Regions from separate parts of the Homo sapiens genome. Here region 2 is linked to region 1. Evidence: read pairs that join two places in POLR2A ChIA-PET (ENCODE). Cell type or tissue: B cell. All regions are shown on one strand. Region 1 has its middle 16 kb from the start of TMEM120B. Region 2 overlaps KDM2B (lysine demethylase 2B).

The links. ChIA-PET counts read pairs that join two places held together with the same protein. Peaks named below come from ENCODE experiments on the same cell type or tissue, not always from the same donor. Only the 100,000 strongest peaks of a DNase experiment are listed, where the experiment ranks them.
Region 2: POLR2A ChIA-PET joins it to region 1 with 15 read pairs; 17 of 35 experiments call an interaction of 5 or more read pairs at or near these places.

Annotation. Positions count from the first base shown.
Region 1 is chr12:121,694,637-121,699,636 of GRCh38, forward strand. No RefSeq gene overlaps it. Among named protein-coding and RNA genes, the nearest start is that of TMEM120B, 16 kb to the right of the region's middle. In B cell, a CTCF peak has its summit at 2,654 (motif pointing right); a DNase peak (open chromatin) is centred at 2,665.
Region 2 is chr12:121,557,588-121,562,587 of GRCh38, forward strand. All of the region lies in intron 4 of KDM2B (lysine demethylase 2B), which reads right to left. Among named protein-coding and RNA genes, the nearest start is that of KDM2B-DT, 20 kb to the right of the region's middle. In B cell, no CTCF peak of the experiment used is centred here; DNase peaks (open chromatin) are centred at 86, 249 and 2,984; H3K27ac peaks cover 2,017 bases.

The DNA of each region.
Region 1 (5,000 bases):
CTACTCGAGAAGTTGAGGTAAAAGGATCACTTGAGCCTGGGAGGTCAAGGATACAGTGAACTGAGATCACATCACCGTGCTCTAGCCTGGGCGACAGAGACAGACCTTGTCTCAAATAAATAAATAAATTAAATATTTTTTAAAAGGCCAGGCCTGGTGGCTCACGCCTGTAATTCCCAGCACTTTGGGAGACCGAGGTGGGCAGATCACGAGGTCAATAGATCGAGACCATCCTGGCCAAAATGGTGAAACCCCATCTCTACTAAAGATACAAAAATTAGCTGGGCATGGTGGCTTACACCTGTAGTCCCAGCTATTCAGGAGGCTGAGGCACAAGAATCACTTGAACCTGGGAGGCGGAGGTTGCAGTGAGCCGAGATCGTGCCACTGCACTCCAGCCTGGGTGACAGAGTGAGATTCTGTCTCAAAAAAAGAAAAAAAGAGGCCAGGTGCGGTGGCTCATGCCTGTAATCCCAGCACTTTGGGAGGCCGAGGCGGGTGGATCATGCGGTCAGGAGATCGAGACCATCCTGGCTGACATGGCGAAACCCCATCTCTACTAAAAATATAAAAAATTAGCCAGGCGTGGTGGTGGGCGCCTGTAGTCCCAGCTACTTGGGAGGCTGAGGCAGGAGAATGGTGCGAACCTGGGAGGCGGAGCTTGCAGTGAGCCGAGATCGCACCACTGCACTTCAGCCTGGATGACAGAGCAAGACTCCGTCTCAAAAAAAAAAAAATATATATATATATATATATATATAATTATATAATAATATGTAATTCTAATCTAGTGGTTTTTAAGGTATTCACAGGGTTGTGCGACCACTACCGCTATCTACTTTTGGAATATTTTCATCACTTCGAAAGGAACCTGATACCCATTAGTTGTCACTCTTCCTTTCCCCACTCCCCCAGCCCCTGGCAAGCACTTCTCTGCTTTCTGTCTCTCTGAATTTGCCTGTTCTGGACATTTCCTATAAGTGGAATCATACCCTATGTAGTCTTTTGTGATGCACGACCTTCACTTCCCACGATGTCTTCAAGGTTTTTCCATGTGACAACCTGTGTCAATACATCATTCTGTTGGATGGCTGAATCATATTCCATTGTGCGGTAGATCACATTTTGTTTATTCATTCATCAGTGGATGGACACTTGCATTGTTTCCACTTTTTGGCTTTTAGGAATAATGCTAGTATCAACATTTGTGTACAAGTTTTTGTGTGGACATAATGTTTCATTTCGTTTGGTGCTACACCCAGAAGTGGAATCGCTCTGTCGTATGGTAACGGTGTTTCATATTTTGAGGAACTGCCAAACTGTCTTCCGAAGTGGCTGCACCATTTCACATTCCCATCGGTAATACGTGAGGGTCTTAATTTCTCCACATCTTTAACATTTATGATTGTCTTTTTAACTTTAGCTATTCTAGTGAGTGAGATCACTCTGATCCGATTTGCATTTCCCTAATAATTAATGATGTTGAACTCAGGATGTCTTTGTTAAATGCAGAAATAACCATGTAAATTTCCAGATTAAATCGCCACATCAAAATTTTTATATGATTAATTTGAACAATTAATACTTTAGTTATTTTCTGATTACAAAAGCAGTATATACTCAAATGATTATTCCCAAAGTCAGGGTAATCCTTTGAGGGGAAGAGAGAGAGAGCCAGGATCGGAGAAGAGGGACATTGGTCATTTAAAGCGATGGCATGGCCAGGCCCAGTGGCTCACACCTGTAATCCCAGCACCTTGGGAGGCCAAGGTGGGAGGATCACTTGAGGTAAGGAGTTTGAGACCAGCCTGGCCAATATGGTGAAATACCATCTCTACAAAAATACAAAAATTAGCTGGGCATGGTGGTGGGTGCCTGTAATCTCAGCTACTTGGGAGGCTGAGCAGGAGAATCCTTTGAACCCTGGAGGCAGAGGTTGCAGAGAGCCGAGATCAGGCCACTGTACTCCAGCCTGGGGAACAAGGGCAAAACTCCATCTAAAAAAAAAAAGAAAAGAATGATGGCAATGTCTTCTTCTTGACCTGGGTCAGTTACACAGATTGACTTTGTAATTATTATTTAAATTACATCTGTACATTTTTTTTTTTTTTTTGAGATGGAGTCTCGCTCTGTCACCCAAGCTGGAGTGCAGTGGCGTGATCTCAGCTCACTGCAAGCTCCACCTCCCGGGTTCACGCCATTCTCCTGCCTCAGCCTCCCGAGTAGCTGGGACTACAGGCGCCCACCACCACGCCCGGCTAATTTTTTGTATTTTTAGTAGAGACGGGGTTTCACTGTGTTAGCCAGAATGGTCTCGATCTCCTGACCTTGTAATCCACCCGCCTCGGCCTCCCAAAGTGCTGAGATTACAGGCGTGAACCACCATGCCCGGCCTACATCCGTACATTTTATGCACAAAAGATTATTACTGTTTCACATTATTACTGTGGAAAATTTGGAAAGCAAATGTTTTGCCTTATCAAAGATGAATAAGGATGAATGTTTACACCATCTAATCATATCAGTGAGTTTTTCTTTGAGTGGTAGGTTTTCAGATTGTGAGAAAAATGGAAAAATAATATTTGTTAATAAATCTTCAACAAACGTTTCGCCTTTTGTTAGATGAAAGAAATTTCAAGATGTTGCCAGCAGGTGGCAGAATAAAATAAGATTTAATCTTGTAGCCCAAAAAGCAAATCAAAACAAAAACGTAAGCAGCAGCCAGCCCTTTACCTGGTCATTGGAAAACATTTCTTATAAATTTCCCAGCCATATCTGCCATAATAGAAAATAACCTGGTAAACAGGGCCTCATTGGAAAACTTTCATTTTATTTTTTTTGAGATGGATCTCGCTCTGTTGCCCAGGCTAGAGTACAGTGGCGTGATCTTGGCTCACTGCAAACTCTGCCTCCTGGGGTCAAGCGATTCTCCTGCCTCAGCCTCATGAGTAGCTGGGATTACAGGCGCCCGCACCATGCCCGGCTAATTTTGGTATCTTTACTAGAGATGGGGTTTCACCATGTTGGCTAAAACTTTAAATTTGGACACCAAGCCAAAAAAATCATTCTCATCATCCCTTTCATTAAGATACATTTATTTGGGGCAGGAGGGAGGATGCAAAAACTGGGAAGAGGGTGGTGGCAGTGATGGGAGATGGGTTATGTATCAGGTGTGATGATTGGATAAATAAATACAATAAGGAGGCCAGGCACAGTGGCTCATGCCTGTAATCCCAGCACTTTAAGAGGCTGAGGCCAGTGGATCACCTGAGGTCAGGAGTTGGAAACCAGCCTGGCCAACATGGTGAAACCCTGTCACTATCAAAAAAGGAAAAAATTAGCTGGGTGTGGTGGTGGGCACCTGTAATCCCAGCTATTTAGGAGGCTGAGGCATGAGAATCTCTTGACCTGGGAGGCGGAGGTTGCAGTGAGCCAAGATCATGGAATGCCATCACATTCCATCCTGTCTATCCTGGGCAACAGAGCAAGACTCCATCTCAAAAAAAAAAAAAAAAAGGCCAGGCGCGGTGGCTCATGCCTGTAAATCCCAGCACTTTGGAAGGCCGAGGCGGATGTATCACAAGGTCAGGAGATCGAGACTATCCTGGCTAACACAGTGAAACCCCGTGTCTACTAAAAATACAAAAAATTAGCCGGGTGCGGTGGTGGGCACCTGTAGTCCCAGCTACTCCGGAGGCTGAGGCAGGAGAATGGTGTGAACCCGGGAGGCGGAGCTTACAGTGAGCCAAGATCGCGCCACTGCACTCCAGCCTAGGTGACAAAAAAAAAAAAAAAAAAGATCGAAGAACTGTTTCATATTACAGGCAGCCAAAGAGACATGACACCTGAATGTGATGGAGAATCTTGGATTGGATCCTTTGCTATAAAGGATGCCGGCCGGGCGCGGTGGCTCATGCCTGTAATCCCAGCACTTTGGGAGGCCAAGGCGGCAGATCACCTGAGGTCGGGAATTCGAGACCAGCCTGACCAACATGGAGAAACTCCGTCTCTACTAAAAATACAAAATTAGCCGGGCGTGGTGGCGCATGCCTGTAATCCCAGCTACTCGGGAGGCTGAGGCAGGAGAATTGCTTGAACCTGGGACGCGGAGGTTGCGGTGAGCCGTGATTGTGCCATTGCACTCCAGCCTGGGTAACAAGAGTGAAATTCCGTCTCAAAAAAAAAAAAAAAGAAAGAAAAATATAAAGGATGCCATTGGAGGGTGGGCATGGTGGCTCATGCCCGTAATCCCAGCACTTTGGGAAAGGCTGAGGCTGGAGGATTGCTTGAGCCCAGTAGTTTGAGACCAGGCTAGGCAGCATGGTGAGATTCAGCTCTACAAAAGTCACCAAAGACCATACATAGTAAGACTCCATTCATATGAAATGTCCAGAATAGGCAAATCTTTTTTTTTTTTTTTTTTTTTTTTTTGGGATGGAGTCTTGCTCTGTCGCCCAGGCTGGAGTGCAGTGGCGCAATGTCGGCTCACTGCAAGCTCTGCCTCCTGGGTTCACACCATTCTCCTGCCTCAGCCTCCAGAGTAGCTGGGGCTACAGGCGCCCGCCACCATGCCCGGCTAATTTTTGTTGTATTTTTTTTAGTAGAGACAGGGTTTCACCGTGTTAGCCAGGATGGTCTCGATCTCCTGACCTCATGATCCGCCTATATCGGCCTCCCACAGTGCTGGGATTATAGGCGTGAGCCATCGTGCCCGGCCAGAATAGGCAAATCTCTATAGAGAAAGTAGATTAGTGGCTTCCAGGAGCTGATGGTAAAGGAGTGACTGTTAATGGGTATGAGGTTTTTTGGGGGAGCATGATGAAAATGTCCTGGAGTTAGGTCATGGTAGTGGTTGTATAACCTATGAATTTACTAAAAACCACTGAATTATTGCTTTTAAAACCAACTTAAAGGGGTAAATGATATCTTAATACAGGTGTTATCTTTATTGCTTCCTTTTTTTTTTTTTTTTTTTTTTTTTTTTTTGCAGACAGAGTCTC
Region 2 (5,000 bases), 140 kb before region 1:
TGAAGACGGAGGCAGAGATCAGAGTGACGCAGCTACAAGCCAAGGCGCACTAAGCACTGCCAGCCACCACCAGAAGCCAGAGAAGGCAAGGAAGGACCTGCCCCTAGAGACTTCAGGGGGAAATGTAGCCCTACAGACACCCTTAATTTTGGACTTCTAGCCTGCAGAAGTGTGAGAGAATAAACTTCTGTGGTTTTAAGCCACTCACTTTGTGGTACTTTGTTATGACAGCCTAGGAAACTAATCGAAGGGTTAGTGAGAGAATGACTGGGTATACCTACATGGCTCCATAAATGTGACATATTTACACAGGGGAGGGCTGGTCCCTCCCCTTGCCTCCCTCCCAGAGCCTGGTATAAGCGGATCACGGGGCCAACACCTTCTATAACGAAATCGCAGTTTACCTAGTAGCTTCACAAACAGAAAGGTGTCACCCACTGATGACCTCATACCACTTCATCCTAAATACCGTATTTCTTGGTTACTTGTTTCTTGTCTTTCCACCCTGCTGCTCTGTGAGTGCCGTGAGGGCAGGAGGCTTGCCTGTCTTGATCGCTACTCTAGTCCAGATTTCTAGAACAGAGACTGGTGCAGGCTAGGAGCTCACTCTTTGTCGCATGAGGAATGAGTGCTGTTATTTACTTTTATGTTCTGTGTGGCATCTGACACACGACTTCACAGACAAATGGCAGGTGAACTAAAGACCTGACCTGGGGGTGGTTCTGGGTGGGCACGTGTAACAAAAAAGATGAAGCCATGAAGCCCCACCTGGAATCACCTGGTAGGTCCTGAGCAGCCCTGGGACAGCACGGCTCAACACAGAAGGACAGACATGTGTGGAGAAGGCCTGTGTTTCCTTTTCTTTTTCTTTTTTTTTTTTTTTTGAGACGGAGTCTCACTCTGTTGCCCAGGCTAGAGTACAGTGGTGCGATCTCGGCTCACTGCAGCCTCCGCCTCTTGGGTTCAAGCGATTTTCCTGCCTCAGCCTCCCAAGTAGCTGGGACTACAGGCGCATGCCACCATGCCCCAGCTAATTTTTGTATTTTTTGTAGAGACGGGGTTTCCTCATGTTGGCCAAGATGGTCTCAAACTCCTGACGTCAAGTGATTTGCCCGCCTCGGCCTCCCAAAGTGCTGGGATTACAGGCGTGAGACACTGCGCCCAGCCTAATTTTTGTATTTTTAGTAGAGATGGGGTTTAGCCATGTTGGCCAGGATGGTCTCGAATTCCTGACCTCAAGTGATTTGCCCACCTCAGCCTCTGAAAGTGCTGGGATTACAGGCATGAACCATGGCACCCAGCCTCCTTTTCTGAGGAATAACCATGCCTCCCACTGCCATCGCCGCCCTCCCCAGCACCTCCTAGGCACCCTCTTGGCCTCCGCTACTTTGCAGCTTTTCACATCACAGATGCCACTTGGGACCAGTGTTCAAGACTCCCAGTCAGGCCAGGGCCAAGCCAGGGTCCCCGCTGACTACACCTCAGCCTGCTCCGCCCTCTGATGCAAGGGAGTCAGGACTTAAGGGACTGGCTTAACTCAGCTGTATGCCTGCCTCAGACCAGGGAAGGGCTGTGGGGAGCAGCTGGGGCTGAAGTCATAGGGGGAAGCGTATAGGCAAGAGGCCTGGGCAGGCCAAGTGACCGTCTTAGGAGCAGAAGGTCGGGAGGCTTGGTTCTAAGAAGAGTTTCCTTAGTGTGCCGGGAGCTCTGAGCAGCTCCCCAGGTGTCCTGGAAGCTGGACTTCCAGGTCTATGGGAGGGGTGGGAGGGGAAGTGGTGGGAGGAGGAAGGAAAGTCAGTTCTGTTGGGCACCTGGGCTTCACGGACCTCCCCTCCCCCAGGGAAACAGAAATGGACAGGTCACCTGTTCATGCCACACAGCTGGGGTCCAGCCCCCACGGGGCAGCAGGAAACACAGACGTGACAGAACACTACCCAGAGTGGCACGGTGATAGCAACAGAGGGGACCAGGGAGGCAGGAGATGTAGGGAGAATCCAGAGAGTGAAAGAGACTTAAAATGCAGCTCAACCAGGCCAGGTGCAGTGGCTCATGCCTGTAATCCCAGCACTTTGGGAGGCCGAGGCAGGAGGATCACCTGAGGTCGGGAGTTCGAGACCAGCCTGACCAACATGGAGAAACTCCGTCTCTACTAAAAAAAACACAAAATTAGTCAGGCATGGTGGCGCATGCCTGTAATCCCAGCTACTCGGAAGGCTGAGGCAGGAGAACTGCTTAAACCCGGGAGGCAGAGGTTGAGATGAGCTGAGATTGTGCCACTGCACTCTAGCCTGAGCAACAAGAGCAAAACTCCATCTCAAAAAAAAAAAAAAAGGAGTAACATCTATGATATATATATGAAACAAGTAGAAATTTGATCATTGAAAATGGGTATTTAATAATTTTAAGGAGTCACTGTGTTTTTATATGTTTTTATTTAGGAGACGTCTCGCTCTATCACCCAGGCTGGAGTGCAATGGTGCCATCATGGTTCCCTGCAGCCTCGACCTGTTGGGCTCAAGCGATCCTCCGACCTCAGCCTCCCAAGGAGGTTGGGACTATGGGCATGAGTCACCATGCCTGGCTTTATTTTCTTTTGTAGAGACAGGGTTTCACTCTGTTTGAGACCAGGCTGGTCTCAAACTCCTGGCCTCAAGTGATCCTACTGCCTCAGCCTCCCAAAGCACTGGGATGACAGGCATGAGCCACCTCACCCAGCCTGGACTGACCCATTTCCAGAACTCAGTTGCCTTGTGTGTAAAGGCAGGAAGAAACTGACTTTATACTTTTTCTTTCCTTCACCACAGAACCCCTTCTTCAAACAGAAGCTTTGATGACAGCCAAATACACATAAATAAAAACAAAACAAGCAGCTCAGGCTGATGCAGGAGGTGGGTGGGGGGTGCTCAGAATTCAGACCTAGATCCCTGGGGTTTCCCTTTGAAATTCACTGGGTTGGGGCATTTTTGGGTCCTTTCCCAGGGGCGAGGCACTGAGTTTCAGTTCCTGAATACTCGGATCACTTCCCTTAAATGTATAAAGTGGGCAGGGGCAGGGGCAGTGGGGGCAGAGGAAGAGACGGGGGCCGCCAGTCCCTTTTGGCCTGAGCTGAGAGATGAAGAATGAGCCCTCCAGCCTCCCGGTCTGATCTGCCACAGGAGCAAAGGGAACCAGGCACACAGGCTGAGTCTCTAAGCAAGAGGTTTGGCACCGGGGAGGAGGCAGGTAGCCTAAAGGGATGGAGGGGACAGATCAGTGCCAAGAATGGAATGCAGCCCTCCCAGCCTTTAGGAGCAGCCATCCCTAGAGCAGCTGACAGGGACAAGCGTCCCTTCAGACCTGCAAGGGATCCACACTGCTGGGGCTCTCGGGTTCCTGAAGTCAGTGGGTTACAGGAGAAATTTTCCACATGGGGCAGTGCCTGGAGTTCCTAGGCAGGCCAGCAGCCTCCCTCCCTCCGCCGCCCACCCACCCCAGGATCATCGGTGTTCTGGCTCCCGGGCTGCACACACATCCAACAGGTTCCAGCTGCGGAAATTAGTCCATGGCCCTGTGGCCCCTGCTTTGAAGGTTCCATCCGTCAGCTCCGAAAGCCTCGGGCTCGGGGCCAGGACGAGGCTGCTGAAAGTCATCTTGAAGGCTAATGTGAAACATACACGGGCGCGACCCCAAACTCCCCAGAGCCCGGCTCTTCCGAGAGCTCACAGAACTCTTCCACATCACAGTTCTGGAACCTTCTCCAGCATCCTCACATTTCTGGACTGGTTTTGTATTTTGTTCCTCATCCGTGTCACACAGGTAGCACTGATTAGCAAGAGCACTGGTCACAGGTTCAAATCCGACTCTGCTCTACTGTTTTGAAATAGCAGTGAGGCCTGAGTTCGAGTGATACGCCCGCCTCAGCCTCCCAAAGTGCTGGGGTTACAGGGGTGCACCATGGCGCCTGGCCCCTCTCCCTGCATTTCTATCTGTCCTGGCAATTGGATGCCTCCCCTACCTGCCGCTCTGGCCTTGACCTCTCTCATGAGATCCAACTCAATGTGCCCGGAACCACACCCATCTATGTCCAGCCCCAAGTTGCTTTTCTTCTGGGGGTCTATTGGAAGCATTGTGTTCTCCCAATCACTGAAAGTCAAACCTACATGTGACTCTGATGTGCCAAGCACTATCTGAGCAACTCAAAAATAATTTGTCTACAGGCCTCAGTTTTTCCCATTTGTGAAATGGGGAAGCAGGACTGGAAGAACTCTAAGACTCCTTCCCGAGCTTAAAATGGAAAAAGTCTATGATTTTAAACCAACTTTAGGCCGGGAGCGGTGGCTCATGCCTGTAATCCCAACACTTTGGGAGGCTGAGGTAGGCGGATCACCTGAGGTCAGGAGTTCGAGACCAGCCTGGCCAACATGGCGAAACCCTGTCTCTACTAAAAATACAAAAATTAGCCGGGCGTGGTGGTGCGAGCCTATAATCCCAGCTACTCAGGAGGCTGAGGCAGGAGAAGCTTGAACCTGGGCGGCAGAGGTTGCAGCGAGCCGAGATCAAGCCACTGCACTCCAACATGGGTGACTTTTTTTCCATGACTCTGTCTTGGGGAAAAAAAAAACTTTAAAAAGGCCTGGCCAGCACAGTAGTTCACGCCTGTAATCCCAGCTCTTTGGGAGGCCAAGGCGAACAGATCACCTGAGGCCAGGAGTTTGAGACCAGCCTGGCCAACGTGGCAAAACCCCATCTCTACTAAAAATACAAAAAATTAGCCGGGCGTGGTGGTATGAGCCTGTAATCCCAGCTACTCAGGAGGCTGAGCCAGGAGAATCATTTGAACCTGGGAGGCGGAAGTTGCAGTGAGCTGAGATGGGGTCACTGTACTCCAGCCTGAGCAACAGAGTGAGACTCTGTCTCAAAAAAAAAGTCTGGGGACAAGTCAGCCAGCTTTGATTTCCAAGGGGTGAGAACTTAGTTTTTCTCCAAAACACAGTCCATCAAGGGCAAGATCCACAGCTCCT